2 separate regions of the Homo sapiens genome follow, and region 1 is linked to region 2. A link is a contact called in ENCODE Hi-C or POLR2A ChIA-PET data. All regions are on one chromosome and are shown on one strand. Each heading gives the region's core, a stretch centred on a gene start or an enhancer-like site at or near the end of the contact. The rest is flanking DNA. Distances are from core to core; before and after follow the strand shown.

The links. A loop is a pair of places that touch in the nucleus more often than their neighbours do. ChIA-PET counts read pairs that join two places held with the same protein, here RNA polymerase II (POLR2A). Pooled maps may share reads with other maps.
Region 1: a map of cardiac septum shows a loop between it and region 2 (3-fold over the local background). The contact joins two enhancer-like sites. A Hi-C loop is called at or near these places in 1 of 168 maps with a recorded cell type or tissue (cardiac septum) and 4 of 50 pooled maps. POLR2A ChIA-PET finds 5 or more read pairs at or near these places in 1 of 52 experiments (AG04450).

The regions. Positions count from the first base shown.
Region 1 is chr5:120,135,303-120,141,668 of GRCh38, forward strand. No RefSeq gene overlaps it. Among named protein-coding and RNA genes, the nearest start is that of PRR16, 330 kb to the right of the region's middle. Within about 2 kb of position 4,574, at least 2 of the 41 ENCODE cell types and tissues checked have a DNase peak (open chromatin) inside an H3K27ac peak, as active enhancers do.
Region 2 is chr5:120,386,171-120,392,725 of GRCh38, forward strand. No RefSeq gene overlaps it. Among named protein-coding and RNA genes, the nearest start is that of PRR16, 75 kb to the right of the region's middle. Within about 2 kb of position 2,286, at least 3 of the 41 ENCODE cell types and tissues checked have a DNase peak (open chromatin) inside an H3K27ac peak, as active enhancers do.

The sequences.
Region 1 (6,366 bases), core at 3,324-5,823, 250 kb before region 2:
TCTACTTTTTTCCCTGGATAGCATAGGCATGGACCTTTAAATTCCCAATCAAGTTTACTTAATATTTTCCCTATACAATAGCTGTAGATGTTGCAGACAAAGACAGGGTGAGCTTCTCAGTTGCTTTGCGAAGAGAAATAAATTGTGATTAGTAAGGTACATAATAAATACATCTTAAAATTTAATATTAGAAGTAATATATTCTTAGCAGATACTCTCATTTTTTTCTTTTTAAATTATACTTTAAGTTCTGGGGTACGTGTGCAGAACGCGCAGGTTTCTTCCATAGGTATACACATGCCGTGATGGTTTGTTGCACCCATCAACCCGTCATCTACCTTAGGTATTTCTCCTAATGCTATCCCTTCCCTAGCCCCCCCACACCCCGACAGACCCTGTTGTGTGATGTTCCCCTCCCTGTCTCCATGTGTTCTCATTGTTCAACTCCCACTTATGAGTGAGAACATGCGGTGTTTGGTTTTCCATTCTGGTGTTAGTTTGCTGAGAATGATGCTTAGTCAAGTATCCTTTGTCCATACGAGAGATCACCAATGGCTCTAGTGGACTGTTGCCCTATAAACTAACTGCATGTGCTTCCTATCTCAAGAAACTGAGTCTGTCAGCCTGGGTTCTTTGGCCAGATTGTTTTTCCAGCACAGGAAGGTGGCCAGAAATGCTGATGAATTAACTTACAAAGTGACCTTCAAAAAATGAAGGACAGGAGTTTGTAGATGAATACTGTAGGTATCTAACCTCTTAAGAGGCAATTCTGAGCTTTGTTTAAGTACATAGTCACTTGAATGATTCCCAAAAGGATTGGCCACAGTTGTCCATCAACTAACTGCTCACTAATGTTTTATATATCCTGTATTATATGTTCTTCCTTTTCTGTTTCATTATCCTCCCTCACCATGCTTCCTGGGATCACTCACCACCCAAACAAAAACAAAAACAAAATTCATTCAGATCCTGTCTCAGGATTTGGTTTTGGGTGAATGTAAACCAAGACAGTGTACATAGAGATTTCCCAGATGCCCTTTATACATAAGAAAGACTTAGATCATAGCAGGGTGATGTTGGATAAAGAGATGCAGAAGCTGGTATTTAGAAGTCAGACCAGCTTGAGTTGAAATGGTACAGTCAAAGGGATGTGGGTGGGAGACCAACTGTGTCTGCAACCAGGAGTGAGAGAAATTATAGCTGAATGATAATAATGAGTGCAAGGCCATGTAGCAATATTGCAATTAAATTGTAGCTGGATCATAGTAACCATTTCTGCTTTAAATAAATTAGAGGTTAAAGCATCTCTCATTGTCAGTCATGTAGCTACACATTTACAACTGACTACTTTATAATTTTCTTCTATTTTTATCACCTGCATTAATGTATTTCTTAGACACTGGTTTCTTTTCCTTGAAATAGATTCCAAACTAGATGAATTGTTTTTCTACTCAGTTTCTGGACCCAAAATAAAAAAGGAATCATAGACTCTTAGAATGGTCAAGGACTTTAGAGGTCAACTATTTCAATACCTATGCATAAATATTCATACAATATGTATAGAAATTTCATTATACCATAACCTGAGATTTGAGACTAGAATATTTGAATCTCCTTTAAAAAAACTATGTTATCAATTTCCTCTGTACTTTTTGTTTCTGTTCCTGATTTTTAAAGCATGTCTAGTATATTCTGGGATATTAATCAAGAGACATAAAAAATGTGCATTAATATATTATGCATGTCTGCCAAGAACATTCAAAGAACTATACATGTACATATAAGTGATATTACTGTCAATTCATAATGAGAATTATTAATTAGACTGTAATTGTAGCTTGCCATTTCTAATCCCTTTATCTGATTGGTTGAGAATGAAGCAGGTTAGTAGAAATGTCATATTTCTTTTAAATCAAATTCAGTATGCTTTGGACATCCATCCCACCTGTCTGCTAGAAAATTCAATTTTAGTCATTGTTACGGCCTCCTTACATAGCTTTAACGCACCAAGCAGGCCCTTTATTCTGTTCTCTCTTATTTATGCTAGTAACTAACAGGACACTCAAAGACCAAGCTTAAAGAAGCCTTGATTTCATACACTTATTTTTTTCTTTCATATACTTGGTGCCTTAGAATATGTGGTGACCAAGAATTCAGATGCTTAGCATACAACTCTCTGTTTTCCTAAAACATCGTGCTAGAAGTCAGAGACATCACATCTGATCACTTCAAATCTGTGCATCACAGATCTCCTGCCTTCTGTCTCCCTAGGTGCTACATGGGAGTGGACTCAGGGTCTTTGCTGCTTCAGTCTCTCCCAGGCTCAGTCTTAGAGTATGCTTGTTTTCACTCATTGTTCTTCTGCCTATCCTTTCTCCAATTGGTAAAATCCCCTCCTGGGTTTCTAAAGAGAAAACGTGGCAGTTACCAGCTTTACCATATACTCAGAGTTGTGTGGTGGTCACACTATGACTATGGTCACACTATGACCACCATTGTCATAGTGTGCCTCCTGATGCAATGCCAAGAATGCGTGGGCTGAGTCTGGTCATGTGGAAACATCAGACAGACATATGTTGAGGGTCATATGTATGAGGGTCTATGAGAGCATGCAGGGCCTATACTCTTTAAGACTGTCCAAGGACAGGAGAAGTAGGAGAGGGCTAACAAGCTTGAAGGAGTCTGATGAGACATGACAGCTATATGCAGTGTATATTCTTGGATGGTTTACTGGACCAAAAAGGTCAAAATGATATTGTTAGGGAACTTGGCAAAGTTTGAGTGGATAGTAGTGAGCTGGATAGTAGTGTTATGCTAATTTACTAAAGGGGAAGGATATATGTTGATATAGTATAGGGGTGTCCTTGCTTTTAGACTACACACTGGAGTATTTAGAGGTGATAGGGCATTCTGTTAGAAAAAGGACTATGTATATAGAAAGAAAGAATGAGAGGGTAATGAAACAAATGTGGTAAAACATTAATAATTGGGCACTCTGTGTAAAGAGAATATGGAAGTCACTTGAACTATACTTGTAATTTTTTTGTAGGTTTGCTGTTATTTCAAAATTAAAAACATAAAATTTCAAAATAATATTTTTTGCCTAAAATTTATCATTGTGTCAGGAAAATATCTTTGAACCACTCAGTTCAAATATAGTACATTGTACTAGAAGACTACAGTAAGTGTATAATTTCATTTTTTTAATGGCAGTGTCTCTCTCTGTGTCACCCAGGCTGGAGTGCAGTGGCATGATCATGGCTTCCTGCAACCTCGACCTCCTGGGCTCAAGGAATCCTCCCACCTCAGCCTCCTACACAGCTGGGATTACAGGTGTGTGCCACCACCAGAAGCTATATATTTTTTTTTTTTTTTGGAAAGTTGGAGTCTCACTGTATTGCCAGGGCTGATCTGTATCTCTTGCCCTCAAGTGATCCTCCTGCCTTGGCCTTCCAAAGTGCTGGGATTATATGTGTTAACCACTGCACCTGGAATAATTTTTGATGCAGATGCAAACCTAATGAAATATAAAAAGATCATTCTGTTACTGCTAAGAATTGAGTGTTTCAAGTAATAGTACTTAGGCTAAATCAGTGTGGTAAGTGATACTACTGGCCATTTTTTGACACTCGGAAAAAAGGCCAGGTGGTTAAAAGGAAAAGCACAAAGCAACAACAAAGCAATAATTCTTATATACTCTTTACTTTCTTTGAAAGCAAAGTGTTTTTAATTTTAAAATTACTTGACTCTCTTTTACTGCTTTCCTCTATGTTTATTTTCTGCACAACCATTTTCTTTTTTTTTTTACAATTTTCTGTATAGGCTTCTATGGGAAAAAGCTCTGTAACTGTAGTGTGTATTTATAGTTGTGAAATAGCTTTTCTTTTTCTTAGTCTTTTTGTTTATTCCCCAAAATGAGTCACTGATATTGCTCAACAGTTCTTGGGAAACAGAGGCCTGTCCCTTGTTAATGTCGTAAGTTGTCTTTTCCTGGAAATCACCAAGTGAGTAAACCAGAAGTCCAACTGGAATTAAATAAACATATCTTTCAAACCGACAGTAATTAGCTAAGATTTTATAAGAATATCATGTATTTTTGGTTCTTTTATAGGAGTTTGTATATATCCTACTGAAGAAAAAACTTCAAACCTTTTTGTCATCTTTGTTAATATACTATTTTAAAAATACAGATTAAATCAAAATGAAAACAGTTTTTCATTTAGTACTTCCAAAACCCATATTTTGTTCAGTGTTATTTTAATGTACTTAGTTCCAGCTGTTCTTTCAAGGTCTACATAATCATGCTTGCAGCACACTTACTTTTTCTAGGGGAAGATGTATCTTTTGGCAATTTACTTAATAGTTAGTCTACAGTTTTTATTGGATCCTACTAGATTGTTCAGGTTCTTTATTAAAGGCATTCTAAATGCTAATACCTGGCATCCTTACCTGTTCCTTTTCCCCATTTTTATATTTTATCTTGCTTACCTGCCGGGTCAGAACCCAGCATTGTGTTGGTTATGAAGTTGCCTATTTAGATCTCAACAGTTTCAGTGTAGTCCAGACTGTCTGTGGCAGCCTAAGAGGAGAACTAGGAAGGAAGAAAGCTTGGAAGGAAATGGCCCTTCACTTTCTCTAGAAGGATCCTGTGGATTGGCCTTCTTCCTTGATTCTTCTCGATCTTGTCACTTTGTAGCATGTCACTTAAAAAGGTATGGGGAGCTCCCACATAGAAAAAAAAGATGCAGTTTTATTGGGAAGGAAACACATATGAGAGGTGGTCTTTTTTACCTAATAAGGTTGTGTGGTGATCATTTGGGGAGGAACTGAGCTGGAAACAAATTGGGATTTGTCTTGAGGCAGATGACATTCTGGAGGCAAGGCCTGTCCTTTCTATCTGAGGCTGTTCATATGCTCCTTTAGAGGACTCCTGCTCAGGGTAGTTACCTCAAATTTGTAGGCTCAGTTACCCTCTTTTCTTTTATTTAAAAATATGAAACACCTCCTTTATAACATATGTGGAATGCATACCTTATTTCTGTAATAGTTTTTCTCTGAAAATTTTGCTTGTCTTTAAAAAGTATCCATATCATCCCCCACCCCCAACTGTTAGTAAGATATGCAACACTGACTCTTGGAGTGAGTGTTAGGGAGGGAGGGGTTTCTCATCAGAGGGAAGGAGATGGCAACTCAGATAATGGTCATGACAAGGGGGTGTGGAGCCCTCATTATGGTGTGTGCTAGGCTGATTTTCTGTAAGTCTTTATGATAACCCACAAGACAAGCATTGTCATCTTTCCTCATAGACTAAGAAATGCGGTCCTGAGAGGTAAAGTCACATGGCAATGATGCACTTGCTCTTTCCTCTACTTGAAATGTCCTTTGGGTTCTCATGGCTGACACTTTTTCATTCATTGTTCAGGTTGCAGTTCAAATGTCACACCTTCTTTGGCTAAACAATTCAACTTCCTCTTCAAACATACAACACTCATTATGACATTATTTCATTTCCTTTATAGGATTTTTCATGTCTTACATTTTTTGTGAGTTCCAGTAGAGAATGAAATTTGTCTGTTCCCTTTACTGTTGTATTCCCAACTTCTAGCGCCATGTATCATATAAATATAATTGGGCAAGTGAATATACCCAGGCTATTCTCGTGTAGAAAGCAGCAGAAGCCCTCTGGGAAGTGTCACAAAACTATTTCAACAGACTTACACTAGTTGCTCTGAAAATTTTTTACTGCATATACATGGGACTCAGATTCTGAGACCACCTTGAACATTTTTTTGGACAATGTTTCCTACCCATAGATAAATCTGAGATGTGTCTGCTTTGCTCTGCAAATGAATTCTTAGCAAAATCCTGTCTGTCTGTTTGAGTTGTTCTTAAGGAACAATGTTTAATCTATTGTGACCTTGTGTAATCTATTAGTACTCTTGCCGATTAGGACATGCACAACATCAAAGGATATTTTTATGGAAGATTATGACCAAAACAAACTGTCTGTGGCCACAAAAGGGGAATTTCTCTTAGAAACATAAACTGATTCAATAAGGGAGGAGCTGACATTTTGATTTCATTACCGTTACACTGAAAATTAATGAATTAATCAAGCACAATACCCTCCACTCTTTTCTATCACTTGTCACATTTTCCCCTGAATGAAGATGGCTGGAACAGAAATGAAGTGTCCCTGTAGATTTTCCCTTATACCCTTTTTTACTATACTTTATAAATACCCAGGATCCCTTTTTTTAACTAACAGGACTTCGAATGAACTCCTGACAGTATCTTGATATGTCCATGTGTTTGGAAAGCTGTTTTTTTCCCCCCTTAGTTTTGGGTATAGCAATGAGTAAAGAG
Region 2 (6,555 bases), core at 1,036-3,535:
TCTTGGTTAATTTTTTTTAAAAGGGCTCAGTAGTTTCTTCTATATATTTCAAATATTTAGTCATAATATATAACCAAGACTTTAAAGTGTAGATCTTCAGATTACTAAGATTGATCTGTGTGCCTTTGTATCTGTGTGACATTTACTCATATGTGTTTACATGTGCTTATAAGTAAATCTAATGAACTATGATATTATTATTATTATTATTATTTTTGAGACGGAGTTTCACTCTTGTTGCCCAGGCTGGAGTGCAATGGCATGATCTCGGCTCACCGCAACCCCCGCCTCCCAGGTTCAAGTGATTCTCCTGCCTCAGCCTCCCTAGTAGCTGGGATTATAGGCATGTGCCACCACGCCTCGCTAATTTTGTATTTTTAGTAGAGATGGTGTTTCTCCATGTTGGTCAGGCTGGTCTCGAACTCCCGACCTCAGGTGATCCACCCGCCTTGGCCTCCCAAAGTGCTGGGATTACAGGCGTGAGCCACCGCGCCCGGCTATGATTATAAGTTGTTATTTTTTTCATAATCACCATTATGTTCTGTTTTGAAATGTTAGAAATTAGAATAAGAAACATTAAAATATCAAAAACATGTCTATCCCAGTTTTGCTACATCTGTGAAAATCTGTGGCTCTTATCTCCAACTGCAGGCAGAACTGAGAGGTGCTCCATGCTGCTGCCTCACTGGATCATCTGGCAGGTACTGCTGAGGCCTACTCAGTGAGTGACCACACTCAATGAGCCATCATGATGGAGGTATGGCTCAGTTTATTTGGGCTGCTGTAGCAGAATTCCATAAACTGGGTAGCTTACAAAGAACAAAAATATATTTCTCACAGTTCTGAAAGCTGAGAAGTTCAAGATGAAGGTGCTGCAGATCTTGTAAAGACCCACTTTTAGGTTCATAGAATGGCACCTCCTCACTGTATGCTCATGTGATGGAAGGAGGGAGGGTTCTTTCTGGATCCCTTTTATAAGGTTAAGAATCCCATTCACAAGGTCTCTGCCCCAAGACTGAATCACCTCCCAAAGGCCCCACCTCTTAATAACATCACTTTGGGGGATAGAATTTCAACATATGAATTTTGTTTGGGGCACAAACATTCAGACTGCAGCAAAGAGTAAAGAATGGAAAAATATGAAGATTAGTGTCTGTGGAGGGCTCACTTTCTGATTCATATTTGGCATCTTCTACCTGTGTCCTCACATGGTGGAAGGGAAGAATTCTGATCTCTTCAGACTCTTATAAAGTCACTAATACCATTTTTGAGTGCCCTGCCCTCATAACCTAATCACCTCCCAAAGACCCCTCTTGGGGATTAGGCTTTAACATACAAGTTTTGGGGAGATACAAACATTCAGTTTACAACAGGTATGAGTGTAAGGCCTCCTTCCCCAACTGGCCTGACCCAACTGGCTCAGAACTGATCTGCAGTGTGAAATCCTCCCTACCCCATCATCTTTCCTTCCCCTTCTACTTCTACAGGCTTAGATCTGCATCTTGGTTTGGAGGTTCTTTTCACCTTCTCCAACTCTCTTGCCTTTATCCTTAGCAGATGTTTTCCCAGTAAATGTTTTTCATGTCTAATCCCATCTTGGCATTTGTTTCTCAGATAACCTTAATTTACATAACCTAAAATAAATAAATCTGAAGAGATATAGTTCTATTTAATTCCCAATTCTTTTTATCTCTATTATTCATAGATGTTTTCACATTAATTGAATATTCACTCAAATCAATTTAAATCTCAGTTCTCTAGCTTAGCTTTTCCTTTCAAAATAAAGCCTTGAGGCTTTAAATTAGAATTGGTGTTTTTGCTGGGGAAATAATTCATAAGTACCTTAGACTAAGAGTATTTGTGATGACAAAGTGGAAGAGCTAGAAAAATACAATTAAAATAAACATTTTAAAATCACTTTCAGAAGTTCAATTGATACGTTTCCTAAAATTATCACAGTAGCAGCAGGTTTTCACAGATGTCAAAGTCTCAGGTCTTTGTTCCTATATGCAGTATAAAGGGTTTCAGGATTCTTCTGCCTCTTTGGTGGGGATGCTGACCATTCATTCATTAATTAGTTCACTTATTCATTAAGCAGATGTGTGTGGAATATTTTACCAGTGGGCAGGCTCTATGGTGAGTGTATTTCTCAAGTATTTATTAGATCCTAAAAACAGCTAACCTTTGCCTTCTGTTGAATTTGACAGCTGGAACACAAATTTAAGTAAATGCCAGAGTTTCACTCTAAAGATGAAGCAATTTCCTCTATTTGAAACTGTTTGTCCTTTTTGGTTCTGCACAGCTCAGTCAAAAGACATTTATACAAACTTCTAGTGGCTGATTCCCATAACCAAATTAACCACAAAATTCTACAAGAACAGGATATGATTCATACTTTGCTCAATGTCTTTATTTCTGTCAGTTTGTAAAATTTTTTTTTTCTTTTACTAGTGTTGGATGCACTAGCTCTAATGTCAGCAACAACATTTTATATGTATGCACACCTTTCTTCCTACATCTGCTCCTATGCCTGCCATGTGAAAGCCTCTGCTGTGCTCTGTAACAGTCTTCTCTGGCCAGCACTGGCACCACTTTTTTCAGTGTCCCCCAGTCTTTTTTGCATGCCTCTTCTCCTTTCCTGGCTGTCCTTTGACAATCACTATTTTTTTGGTACCTCTCCTCATCCTAAATTTTGTTTCACTGCCCAGAGATGCAAAACTTCCAGATGCTAAAGGAAAACTCCTTTAATCAAGGGACCATAACTTTCCTTCCCAGTTATCTCATGGATAGATCTCTTTCCAATAAAATTATTACTTTTTATGTTTTTGAATTTTCATTTATAATGATTTCTACTGTTGCTCTGAGAAATTGGTTAAAAATTTTGCAATAGCCGGGCATAGTGGCTCATGCCTGTAATCCCAGCACTTTGGGAGGTCAAGGTGGGCAGATCACCTGAGTTCGAGATCAGCCTGACCAACACGGTGAAATCCCATCTCTACTAAATATACAAAATTAGCCGGGTGCAGTGGCGCATTCCTGTAATCCCACTATTCAGGAGGCTGAGGCAGGAGAATTTCTTGAACACGGGAGGTGGAGGTTGCAGTGAGCTGAGATTGTGCCACTGCACTCCAGCCTGGGCAACAGGAGCGAGGCTCCATCTCAAAAAAAAAAAAAATTGCAATAACTAATTTCAGAAGACATTTTAGATACTTGAAGCCTATTTTTAGAAACATAATGTAATTTTATATTTAATTATGTATTCATATTTTAAAGAAGTATGATAGGGTGTTTAATAGAAACATTCAAGCATAAATATATACTAGGATAAACATTTCTATGGCAAATTGGATGAAAATATAATTTCATTGAGAAAAAATAATGAGCCTTTTTAATATTAAAAATAATTTGTTCATATACTGAATGATAGGTTAATCACATAATTACTATTATATTTATAATCCTTTTGGCTGTCTTTTAAAAAATAACAGTTGTATTTAAAATGGAAATAATATCCTTTTTAGCTATTGAAATATATGATACAAATTTTACATTCTAACTTTTAAAATGTATAAGAAAATACCTAGTTTTGAAAATCACCTTAGGAAGTGTCATTGTCTGTTCAGATGCTATCATAAAACCCCTTAGACTGGGTGGCTTATAAACAACAGAAATTTATTTCTCACAGATCCAGAAGCCGGGATGTCCAAGATCAATGTAGTGCAGATCTTGTAAAGACTCACTTTCAGGTTCATAGACCAGCACCTCCTCACTGTCTCTTCATGTGATGGAAGGAGGGAGGGATCTCTCTTGGGCCTCTTTTATAAAGGCACAACTTCATTGATGAGGGCTGTGCTGCAGAACTAATAACTTCCCAAAGGCCCAACTTGTTAAATACCATCACCTTGGGGGTTAGGATTTCAACATATGAATTTTGGGGTGATGCAAACATTCAGATCACAGCAGGTAGTAAAGGACTGAAAAAGGTGAAGATCTGCAAGTCTCAAATCACAGTTACTAACGCTTATGAGTATCATAGTTTTACTGTATTTTGCCTGTTTATTTTATTTTATTTTTGATAAGAGCTTCCTTCCTCCCTCCTAACAAAGTAATTTTTCTTTACCCAAGACTCTAACAACCATTCTACCATTCTTGGGAAAATATTTTTCCATTTTTTCTTAAAGACAGACTCATCACCCAATGGCGAATTTGGTTTTGTGTTTGTTTGTTTATTTTTAATGTTTGTGGGTACATAGTAGGTATATATATTTATGGTGTACATGAGATGTTTTGAAGCAGGCATACAATGTGAAATAAGCACATCATGGTACATGGGGTATCCACCCCTCAAGTAAGATCTTCACCCTTGCATGGGTAGTACTCTTGTTCCACATGCTCGTTTCTTCACGTCAGGATAATTCCTTCAAATTTTCCCCTGCCAACCCCAGTAGTTTGAGGTCACTTCATTGCTTTGAACAGCACGTAGGAGGTATACAGGTTTCCAAACTAGTTGAGAAGGAACTCCAATCTCACTTGTAGGGAGCCAGAGGATTTCATCAAAGGGAAGCTGTGACCTACAGATGAGCCACTTTCTGGGGATAGGGAAGAAACCCTCCTCATCACTCTAAAATTCTAACCTTATTTGAGCTTCCCAACACACAACTTTCCTGAAAAATCTTCTGTCAAGTGTTGCCAATCACTTATTAAGTATTAAATTTAAAGAATACACTTTGAATGTGTATCTCATTTGAACTCTCTACAGTATTTGACAAGCATGACAATTTCTTCTTTGAAATCCTGGCTTCCATCACACCTCTGTCTTAGGGTACCTGCTACTTTTCCCACTACTTTCTCTCAAGCTCCTTCATGTGCAGCTCCTTCTCTGTCTGCTCCAAAACTCTGTTTTTCTTACTCTGAACACTGTCTTTGATAATCACACTCATTGTCAGGCCTTCAGTTACCAATAGGATGTTAACAAAGCTTACATCTATGTTGTCAGCTTAGGTCTTTCAGCTGAGCTTCATTTGAATCTTACAACCTACACTCAATAGTGCTCTTTGTGTTGATGTCAATTAATGTTTTTATTAAATGTGAGTAAAATTGTTACTCCAGAAAGATATATGGTATATATCTCATGACTTCCCTATACTCTGACACAAAATCTCAAAACCTGTAGGCACATACATCTTTTTAACTAAGCATAGGAAATCTAGCCACAGTCAAGTTATTCACTCCTCAGCATTAGAACACTTCTTTAGCCCGTTGGGCTGCTTTTCTTTTCCATATAGCTATTCTCCATCTCTTTTCTAAGCCTCTGCTAGTCAGTCTCCCCACCTAAGATGCTATTCTTTCTGTACTTATATTCAAATGATCCCCCTTCTTTTGGGCTTGACTCAGTCTTTACACACACAGTGTAGTCTTTCTTAATTATTCTAATGCCCATTTATCTTACCCGTCTAGAACTCAAATAGAATGTATTAGGCAAACAAATTCATTTAGACATTAAGTCAAATACAGTCTCAAACTTATATATAACAACTTCAAGCATATTTTTTTTGATTTTGCAACTACAATACAATTATAGGCTGAATGTTTGCGTCCCTTACATTTTATGTGCTGAAACCCTACTCTCAATGTGATGTATTAGAAGGTAGGGCCTTCAGAAGGTGATTTGGTCATGGGAGTAGAGCCCTCATGAATGGGATTAGTGCCCTTTTAAGCATCCCAAGAGAGCTTGCTTCACTTTGCTCTCTGTCATATAAGGATACAACAAGAAGTCGGTATTCTGTAACCTGAAAGAGGACCCTCACTGGAACCCAACCATGCTAGCACCCTGATCTCAGACCTCCAGTATACTGATTGTGAGAAATATATCTCAGTTGTTTATAAGCTGCCCAGTCTATAGTAATTTGGTGTAGCAGCCTGAACTAACAAGACAAATACCTAAGCTTTTATGGTATGGAATTCTTTATTGGCTAACTTTTAATGCCTAGAACAATGTTATGAACATAGTAATATTTAACAAGTATTTGTTAAATAAATAGTTTTAAAAAGGCACTCATTTTCAAAGTCAGGGTATATCAAATATTGTTGGAATGACAATTGATAATGGCTAAAATGCTGAGGAAATAGGAGATTTATTTTAACTTAAGAGTCTCAGAGCCACTGTTATACTTTTCAGGAACAAGCATTCACCTGTGAGGTAGAATTTGAAAAATATTTTCTTGTCCAAATATATATGCCTTAAAGCTTCTGTTTGTGTGCTTATAGTTATCATATTAGCTATTCCTTGGAGTTAACAAAGCCCAAATAAAAATTTGGAAGAACATTTTGGATTAAATTTCTTTATCAGGTTAGTCAGACTCAAGAGGATGTTGGAATGGACAGAGATGAGGAAAATAAGTCGAGGGAAAAGTTTAGAGCCTGAAGCTATGGGGAAGGCAATGTCAGGGGAAATATTTGGGGCATCAAGGATGTATGATAAAATTGCTGAATATTTGACCACAATCAAAGTGTGGGCTGCCAAAAGCAGTAGGTACAGAAAGCAGCTCATATCTC